Regions from separate parts of the Homo sapiens genome. Here region 1 is linked to region 2. Evidence: read pairs that join two places in POLR2A ChIA-PET (ENCODE). Cell type or tissue: Panc1. All regions are shown on one strand. Region 1 holds the start of COPZ1 (coat protein complex I subunit zeta 1). Region 2 has its middle 3.4 kb from the start of GTSF1.

Region 1 (5,000 bases), 150 kb after region 2:
TCCTCCATACATACTCATATCCTTGTGCACTTTGGATGGCCTGATTTTTTAATGAGGCTTAGAATTTAGGATTTGGTTATGGTTTTAAAATATTAAGGTAAGACAAAGTACAGAATTAGAAGTCTAGTCTGTAAAGCACTGGAGAAGCACTCTGAAAGTGAATCCAGAGAGGATTAGGAAAAATAAAACCTATGAACAAAGATTTAAAGATCTAAACCGATACAGAATTCAGTTTTGTTTGTTTTTTAAGACAGAGTTTCACTTTTTGCCCAGGCTGGAGTGCAATGGCCCTCGGCTCACTGCAACCTCCGCCTCCCAGGTTCAAGCGATTCTCCTGCCTCAGTCTCCCGTGTAGCTGGGGATTACAAGCGCATGCCACCACGCCCAGCTAATTTTTGTATTTTTAGCAGAGACGGGTTTCACCATGTTGGTCAGGCTGGTCTTGAACTCCTGACCTCAGGTGATCCACTCACCTCAGGATTACAGGTGTGAGCCACCGAGCCCGGCCCGAGTAATTCAGCTTTAAAGAAAAAAAGTAAAGCAGGAAGGAGGAAGGGGAAATCCTTATCTTTAAGATTCCACAGGTTATTAATGGAGAATGGTGATCTGCAGAGATCCTCTTCATTCACAACTCAAAAAGCGAGAACCAGCAGATACAGCAAGAGAGAAGAAGCCAAGTCCAAAGATGCAGGCTGAGATCACTATTATTAAGCATTGGGAACTAAAAGAGATGAAAGGGTCTCTTTCCTTAGAGCCTAAGGAGACCTGAGAGAGATTAGACAAATCTGCTTGAAAGCTAGAGCTGGATTACTTAATTCAAGAAAGAAATGTGACCATGTGACCCACTGTAAAGTACCTAAAAGAAGGGAACTTACTGTTATTTAGAAATTCCACAATCAATGCAAACTTTGATCAACAGTTCTTCTTGACCCCCTGTAGCTTACCTGTCCCTTTTTCTCGACATCCTGCAGCTATGTATGTACCTTGTAGAGTTAAGGACAGAAGAATATGCTTTGATCAGATTGTCCCTAACCGCATTACATAGGTTTCCCATAACAAAGAACCAGTGTGGTTTTAAAAGCAAAGTCCAGGGTTACCTGATCAAGTTAGCAGGGATCTGTGAATGCAGCCTATTAGGCATAGATTAAAGCAAAAGAATAAGGAAGAAGCAGGCTGAAACAGACTTCACTGAAGAAGCAGAGACAGAGAACTAAGGGAAGAGAAATGTGACAGAGAGACTTTCTTTTTCTTTAACTTTTCTGAGACAGAGCCTTGCTCTGTCACCCAGGCTGGAGTGCAGTGGCGCATCTCGGCTCACCGCGACCTCTGCCTCCCAGGTTCAAGTGATTCTCTTGCCTCAGCTTCCTGAGTAGCTGGGATTACAGGCGTGGCCACGCCCAGCTAAGTTTTGTATTTTTAGCAGAGACCGGGTTTCACCATGTTGGTCAGGCTGGTCTCCAACTCCTGACCTCGTGATCCGCCCACCTCGGCCTCCCAAAGTGCTGGATTTACAGGCGTGAGCCACCGTGCCCGGCCTTTTTTTTTTTTTTGAGATGGAGTCTAACACTGTCGCCTGGGCTGGAGTGCAGTGGCGCGATCTCGGCTCACTGCAACCTCTGCCTCCCTGGCTCAAGTGATTCTCCTGCCTCAGCCTCCTGAGTAGTTGGGACTATAGGCTCGTGCCACCACGCCCAGCTATTTTTTTTTGTATTTTTAGTAGAGACATGGTTTCACCATGTTGGCCAGGCTGGTTTCGAACTCCTGACCTCAAGTGATCCGCCCACCTCAGCCTCCCAAAGTGCTAGGATTACAGGCATGAGCCACTGCACTGCGCCCGACAGAGATACTTTCACATATAACTCCCCCAGCTTACCCACTACACACAGGCCCATTGTTAAAAGGGCTCCCCAATTATTATCTTCCTCATTCCTTTACCTTTAAGCAGGCTCCCTTCTAAACATATATAGGTAAGTCTAAAAACTTCCAAAAAAACCAATTCCCTAGAATCTATCCTAGTCTGCTAATTGGGTTTAGGGGGAGGTTTTTTATTCTTATTTTTTTAGAGACAGGGTCTGGCTTTGTCACCCATGCTGGAGTGCAGTGGCACAATCATAGCTCACTGCAGCCTCAAACTCCCAGGCTCAAGCGATCCTCCTGCCTCAGCCTCTTACAGTGCTGGGATTACAGGCATGAGCCACTGCACTCAACCTCTTGATTAAGAATACTTGCTGCCGGGCACGGTGGCTCACTCCTATAATCCTAGCACTTTGGGAGGCTGAGGCAGGTGGATTGCCTGAGCTCAAGAGTTCAAGACCAGCCTGGGCAACACAGTGAAACCGTCTCTACTAAAATACAAAAAAGTTAGCCAGGTGTGGCAGCACGTGCCTGTAGTCCCAGCTACTCGTGAGGCTGAGGCAGGAGAAATTGCTTCAACCCAGGAGGCAGAGGTTGCAGTGAGGTGAGATCACACCACTGCACTCCAGCCTGGGTGACACAGCGAGACTCTGTTTCCAAAAAAAAAAAAAAAAACTTGCTAACTGGCCGGGGTGCAGTGACTCACACCTGTAATCCCAGCACTTTGGGAGGCCAAGGCAGGCAGATCACTTGAGGTCAGGAGTTCAAGACTAGACCAGCCTGGCAAACATGGAGAAACCCTGTTTCTACTAAAAATACAAAAATTAGCTGGGCATGGTGGCGCGTGCCTGTAACCCCAGCTACTCAGGAAGCTGAGGCATGAGAATTGCTTGATTCTGGGAGGCGGAGGTTGCAGTGAGCCAAGATTGCACCACTGCACCCCAGCCTGGGCAACACAGCCAGACTCTATCTCAAAAAAAAAAAAAAAAAAAAAAAAAAAAAAAAAAAAAGAATACTTGTTAACTGCTTGGTACAGAAAATATTTAAAACTACTCAGATTTTAAGCTTTTTACCTATATTTGACCAACCGACATAAGGAATTAACTGTCTTTAACTGAAAGAGAGGAATTAAAACCTGTTATTCTTTTATCTGATGAGGATCTGAATGTGTATGCTTAGGAGATCTGAAGGAAAATAAAAGACAAGCTTCTTTGGAAAGAGGCCTAGAGTTCAAGCCAATTAAGGAAGAAGGCTGGGAGTTAAATTCCTACACTATACTACCTACCTACCTACACACACACACACACACACACACACACACACACACACACCCCTCCAAATCGCAAAATAGGGCACTTTTGAGAGAAATTCTCTGGTCCAGTTCTAAAAAGGGGTAACAGGTATTTTATTTGTTAGAACAAGCATAAAGCATCATATGGACAAGAGGGCTAATACAGCCCTTTAGCGACCACAATTCTCATGTAACCAGAGAGGGAGAAATTAGCATCCTAGATCATACAATAAGAATTCCTGGCCCGGCGCAGTGGCTCACGCCTGTAATCCCAGCACTTTGGGAGGCCGAGGCGGGTGGATTACGAGGTCAGGAGATCGAGACCATCCTGGCTAACACGGTGAAACTCCGTCTCTACTAAAAAATACAAAAAATTAGCCGGGAGTGGTGGCGAGCGCCTGTAGTCCCAGCCACTCCGGAGGCTGAGGCAGAAGAATGGCGTGAACCCGGGAGGCGGAGCTTGCAGTGAGCCGAGATCGTACCACTGCACTCCAGCCTGGGCGACAGAGTGAGACTCCGTCTCAAAAATAATAATAATAATAATAATAATAATAATTCCTGGCCAGGCGCGGTGGTTCAAGCCTGTAATCCTAGCACTTTGGGAGGCCGAGGCGGGCGGATCACTTGAGGTCAGGAGTTCGAAACCAGCCTGGCCAACATGGTGAAACCACGTCTCTACTAAAAATACAAAAAAAATAGCCGGGCGTGGTGGCACGCGCCTATAGTCCCAACTACGCGGGAGGCTGAGGCAAGAGAATAGCTTGAACCCGGGAGGTGGAGATTGCAGTGAGCCAAGATCGCGCCACGTGCGCACTCCAGCCTGGGTGACAGAGCAAGGCTCGGTCTCAAAAAAAAAAAAAAAAAAAAAGAATTCCTAAGGTCTAAATGGGTAGAGAAAAGGAGAACAGAATAAGGAGTCTAGAAAAAATATTCCACAATCCATGCTAACTTTATCAGGTATCCCAGAACTTTGATGGAATACTGATTATTTGACAAACCTATATAATAGGGATTAACAGGAAACCGAAGACAAAACAGTTTCCTGAAGGAATGTGGCAGGGAATCGGCAATGGAGAGTCAAACTTGGGAAACCATCAGGAGGAGTCTGTAACGACAAAACATCTGTATTCTTTTCTTACAATATGGGGCGAGTTTGGTGGTTTGGTAAATTAAAATCAGGGTATCATCCACAATGCTAAAAATAAGGGGCAACCTGAAGGGTCCTAATCCAGTACGCCTACAGGTCTGTGTATCCTAAGGAGTCCATGTGCTGCCTTCAACTTTCCACCGACTCTATGCCCTCTCCCCGGCAGGGCTTCCTACTCTAAACCAAGGCTTTAGCTCCTACACTAGGCCACACACTTATTCCAAAGGTCAGCAGAACGCTCAGTCCCCAAGAATTACCCGGAACTCTCTTTCCCCGTCTCCCACTCGGGCTGAACCCTGACTCCCGGCCCCTGTGGACACCACAGCATCTCTGCTGCCCCTCCAGCTCCTACCAAAATCAGCGCCTCCATCTTGCCCCGCAGCTGGTGCCGACGTGGAGCCGCAAAAGAAACGCCGCCGCTGATTGGCCATACGTTCCCATTAGGCCCCGCCTAGGATAAGGATCATTGGGTAAGGCTTGCTTTATTGGCCAATTATTGTACTAGCTTGCTTACCGGAAGCAAAGTGTCCAACCAGAAGGCTCAGGTGTTTGATTGTCAGCTTGAATACTCAATAAAACGCCAAAACCTCACGACTCATTGGGGCGGGAGGGTTAGTGGGGCGGGGTTGTTTCCATGGGGAACAGAAGAAGCGATTGTTAATTTTCAATTGGTAGGGCCGAGGACACGTGATATTGTCGGACTGATTT
Region 2 (5,000 bases):
CAAGATAGATGATATCATATAGTTGCTGCAGCACCTGAAAAAATACACCTGTTCTCAAGTCAAATAATCAAGTATCTACTATGTTACTACTTAATTAAGAACTGTAGTGTATTGGGGGAAATAGGGAGATAGATGTTGGTGAAAAGGTATAAATATTCAGTTTAAGATGAATAAGTTCTAGAGACCTAATGTACTGCATGGTAACTATAGTTAATAATAATGTATTACATACTTGAAATTTGCTAAGGGAATAGATCTTAAGTATTCTCACCACACACACAAAAAAAGATAACTGTGTCAGATAATAGATTTGTTAATTAGTTCAATTGTGGAAATCATTACACAAGGTATACTTGGATCAAAACACCATGTTGTACACCTTAAATATATACAATTTATTTGCCAATCGCCTCAATTAAAAAAAAAACTGTAGTGGCCATGGTCCATTATTGGGGAACAATGTTGGCAACTATAGTATAGGGCAATGGTTCTCAAACTTTATTGGATATTAAAATTATTTGGAGGGCTTATTAAAACACAGACTGTAGGGCACCTCAGCCCCCAGAGTTTCTGATTCAGTTGGTCTGTAATGGGGCCCAAAATGTGCATTTCCTCAAATCCCAGGTGATGCCGATGCTGCTGGTCTATGCACCACACTTTAAGAGCCACTGGTGTCACGGACAGTTTCAGTGCTGGGAGGATAGGAGGGTGGAGGAAGATTACAAGAAAATATAAGGATTTGGGGCTGCACGGTGGCTTCTGCCTTTAATGTCAGCACTTCAGGGGGGCCAAGGCAGGGGAATGCCTTGAGCTCAGGAGTTCGGGACCAGCCTGGGCAACAGGGCAAAACCCTGTGGAGAGAAGAAAAAAAGAAAGGGAAAGGGGAGGAAGGAAGGGAGGAAGGGAGGGAGGGAGGGAGGGAGGGAGGGAAAAGGAAGAAAAAAGAGAAGAAAAGAAGGAAGGAAGGAAGGAAAAATGTAAGGACTAATCCCAAGTAAAGGTTAAAAGAAGGCTTCACAGAGAAAATTAACCTTGGATTTAAACATTTTATATGCCTTAAAATAATAGATCCACAAAACAGCAGTGTTGGAATTTTAGAATTGTTCTACGGAAGACCAGTCCTTTACAGAACTTTTAGTAAGGTTTTTTTAGTATAATTCTGCCCTTCTACCATCTTTTTCTTTTTCAACATAATCCATAGGTTCACACCTCCTACCATCTTTTCAACAGTCTTTTAAGAAGTTACCAAAGTGATGCTTATGAACTTTGGCTTACAATTTACATCTTAGGTGCCAGCACTAGAAAGAGAGTAAGAGATATTTGTTGCTGAGTCCTGGGGAAAGAACTATATATGTAAAGGAAAAACATAAAGAATAGATTTGTCAGGTATACAGGTAACTATTACAGGCAATGTGGATTACAGAAATACGTAACATTTACATGTTAGAACATAGAATGGCTCTAGGACAAACAAAATATCACTACCAGTTTTTCTTCACTCATCCTGTATTTTGCTTTAGCTTCTAGAACTGAATGTTGGCTCTTCTTGGCAAGTCCTCATTAGCAACTCTTTTTTAAACATAAATTTATTTTCATTGGCTCTCACTACCTCTCCCTGCTACTTTTCCTGAACAATTGTAACCAACCCCATATTTTCACCCTCCCCTAAAGCAATATTTCCTAATCTATTCTCACTTATTCTCACCAAGAAGAATATCTGTTACCCCATAGAGCCCCTCTTCTTTTTTTTTTTTTTTTTTTTTTGACACGGAGTCTTGCTCTGTCACCCAGGCTGGAGTGCAGCTCTGCCTCCCGGGTTCAAGCGATTCTCCTGTTTCAGCCTCCTGAGAAGCTGGGACTACAGACAGACACCGCCATACCCGGCTAATTTTTTTTTCTTTTTTTTGTATTTTTAGTAGAGATGGGGTTTCACTATGTTGACCAGACTGGTCTCAAACTCCCGACCTCAGGTGATCTGCCCATCTCGGCCTCCTAAAGTGCTAGGATTACAGGCGTGAGCCACCACGCCCAGCCGAACCCTCATTTTGAAAGAATTTGCAACTGAATTTATTGAATAATTTTTCCATTTTTAATTATACACCCAACTGCCAAACAGAAATCATAATTAGATGAGAGAAAAATTAATAATTAGATGAGAGAACCAGGACTTGATTAATAAAACCTAAGCCAGAAACAAAAAAATATATTTTGGTCTTTTGACGGGCAAAAGTTTTAAGTTTTATTAGGGTTGTCTGAAAACAGAAAGTTTCTAAAGAACCTCAAGGACTACTGGAATGCCTTCAATCCTAAAATCTGAGAAAACTATCTTCCTAACAAAGGGTTTTTTCCAATAACTAAGAGAATAGATCTATTTATTCATTAGTTCAGATATTTTATTTTTACTATTATTAATTCTTTCGTTTTAAATTTTTCTTCTTTGAGACAGTCTTACTCTGTCGCCCAGTCTGGAGTACAATGAACTGCAAACTCAGCTCACTGCAGTCTTGACCTCCTGGGCTCAAGGAATCCTCCCACCTCAGCTTCCCGAGTAGCTGTGACTACAGGCACCCACCATCAGGCCTAGCTAATTTTTGTATTTAGAGAAACAGAGTCTCATCATCTTGCCAAGGCTGGTCTCAAACTACTGAGCTCAATCAATCCACCCGCCTCAGCCTCCCAAAGTGCTGAGATTACAGGCATGTGCCACCGCACCCAGCCAACTATTATTAATTCTAAGAATATAATCTATAGGAGGCTGGGGGTGGTGGCTCACACCTGTAATCTCAGCAACTCTGGAGGCTGAGGTGGGAGAATCACTTGAGGCCAGCAGTTCGATACCAGCCTGGACAATATAGCGAGATCCCCACCCCCAATCTCTACAAAAAATGTATACACACACACACACACACACACACACACACACACACACACACACACAACATTTAGAGGTAAATGCTAGTATATACACAGATAGAACCAGCACGGATCAGATTCAGTTTAGGGTATTAATTCCCAATAGCTCCTAGAATGACCCTTGTATAAAATGCCTTGTCTCATTTTTTTTTTCCTTTTCAAATATGATCAACCTGGCTGGAAAACCAGTCTAAAAGAAAGCTAAGCAGGGACCTCAGACAAAGCAGAAAATTTATAGTTAGAAAGGAATGAACAAAATACTTAAGAATAGAAAGAACAGATGTGTGGTGCATTTTTATTTCAAAATCACCATTGAAAAACAGGTTTGATTTTTGCTTGTTTGAAAGTTGGTTGGCTTATTCACAGGTGCTAAATGAAACAGCATTATCAGTTGAGGATCCTGTCATTCTGACAAGGCATTACTACTGAATGCAGTGAAGCCTGACTTTGGATTCTGGTTTGGTACCCATTCCCCTATCCTCCCAAGCCCTTAGCTCTTTCTTCCTCAGAAATTTCAATCTGCAGGTATCTGAATAAAATGTATTTATGGGTCACAGTAGCACTGTCAACAATTTCACCAGATTACTGCAATGTAAAGCCTGAAAAAATATTTCATTTCAAATCACACTGGCCCCAACAATCTGCATTAATGATACTGTGATAAAATCAGAGGTTTAGGATTTCATGAAAATTGTTTTAAAATATTTCCTAACAATCTAAAACTGATTTGCCAAAACAACTTTTTCCAAAATGATTAGTGCTAAGCTTGCAATGAAGCTTTCCTTCTTAGCAATTATCTTTCGCAAACCACTTTAACAGTTTGCTCCTCCTTCAAATGAATCATCCAGGCCATGGGTGAAAGAATGGCTTTTTTGATTTCAAAACAATGCCTAGGTCAGTTGTTCTCAGCCCTGGCTACACATTAAATTCATCTGGGTAGATTTTTAAAAATAACTATGCCTGGCTCTTTCACATTAATTGGTGTGGGATGGGAAGTTGGCATGGTATGTCTTAAAAGCTCCCCTGATGATTCTAAGGTGTAGACAAGATTAAGAACCACTAGCCTACAATGGCTTGAGCCTGGCTTCCATCAACACTTGGTTCTTTTTAGTGTCTTAATCTGAACTGATGGCTGTGGAGCAAACTCTCTTCTAGTAGGAAAAAAAGGTCGGGGGGAGGGGGTGCGGAGGGAGTAACAACAATAAACGCTCACAAATTAATCATGTAAAACGAAAACATCCCTTGCCCGGCGCAGTGGATCACACCTGTAATCTCAGCACTTTGGGAGGCCGAGGCAGGCAGATCACCTGAGGTCAGGAGTTTGAGACCAGCCTGGCCAACATGGTGAAACCCCCGTCTCTACTTAAAAAAAAAAAAAAAAAAGCTGGGTGTGGTAGTGCCTGCCTGTAGTTCCAGCTTCTCAGGAGGCTGAGGCAGGAGAATCACTTGAACCCAGGAGGCGGAGGTTGCAGTGAGCCGAGATCATGCCACTGCTCTCCTGCATGGGCGACAGAGCGAGACTCCATCTCAAAAAAAAAAAAGAAGAAAAAGAAAATGCCCCACTGATCCTTTTTACTAAAGCTACATTCAGTTTTTGTCAGGGTAGTCCTCTCAAGTCCTATTTGGGCTCTACACCACTGAAATGCTGTAGAAATCCCAATATTTCACTGCCCAGACTAATCACCCAGACTGCCTCCTACATCTTGAACAGCACAGAATGTTTTGTCATATCTTTTACTTCTTGGTTTTGAAAAATATTACCACCAGATCTACTTGTAGTGTCAACACCTTCCTTTTTTTGTCTAACCTTCAAAGGCTACAAGTCCCTTTTCTCTATAATGCCTTCCCAGGTCATTTCAGGCCCCATTAATTTTTTTCCTTACAGGAATTTACAGTCTCTACCACTTTTTTTGGCATTTTTTGTACTGCTATTAAACCTTTCATCCACTTTGGGAGTCGTTTTTCTAAGCACTCTGGGGACAAGAACTGCAGCTTACACTTTTTTTCCCCAGAACAAAGCCTCACACTACGTTTGGTTTTCCCTTAACAAGTTGTAACCTTCCGGCCTTCTTGTCCTCTCCAACTCT

What was found. Peaks named below come from ENCODE experiments on the same cell type or tissue, not always from the same donor. Only the 100,000 strongest peaks of a DNase experiment are listed, where the experiment ranks them.
Region 1: POLR2A ChIA-PET joins it to region 2 with 14 read pairs; 2 of 35 experiments call an interaction of 5 or more read pairs at or near these places.

Annotation. Positions count from the first base shown.
Region 1 is chr12:54,324,826-54,329,825 of GRCh38, reverse strand. It overlaps COPZ1 (coat protein complex I subunit zeta 1), which reads right to left and starts at 4,695. Exons shown (of 9, transcript NM_016057.3): 1 at 4,645-4,695. The coding sequence starts at 4,662. RefSeq lists an enhancer at 1-635. In Panc1, no CTCF peak of the experiment used is centred here; a DNase peak (open chromatin) is centred at 4,885; H3K4me3 peaks cover 1,616 bases; H3K27ac peaks cover 2,872 bases.
Region 2 is chr12:54,474,483-54,479,482 of GRCh38, reverse strand. No RefSeq gene overlaps it. Among named protein-coding and RNA genes, the nearest start is that of GTSF1, 3.4 kb to the right of the region's middle. In Panc1, no CTCF peak of the experiment used is centred here; no DNase peak of the experiment used is centred here; H3K27me3 peaks cover 901 bases.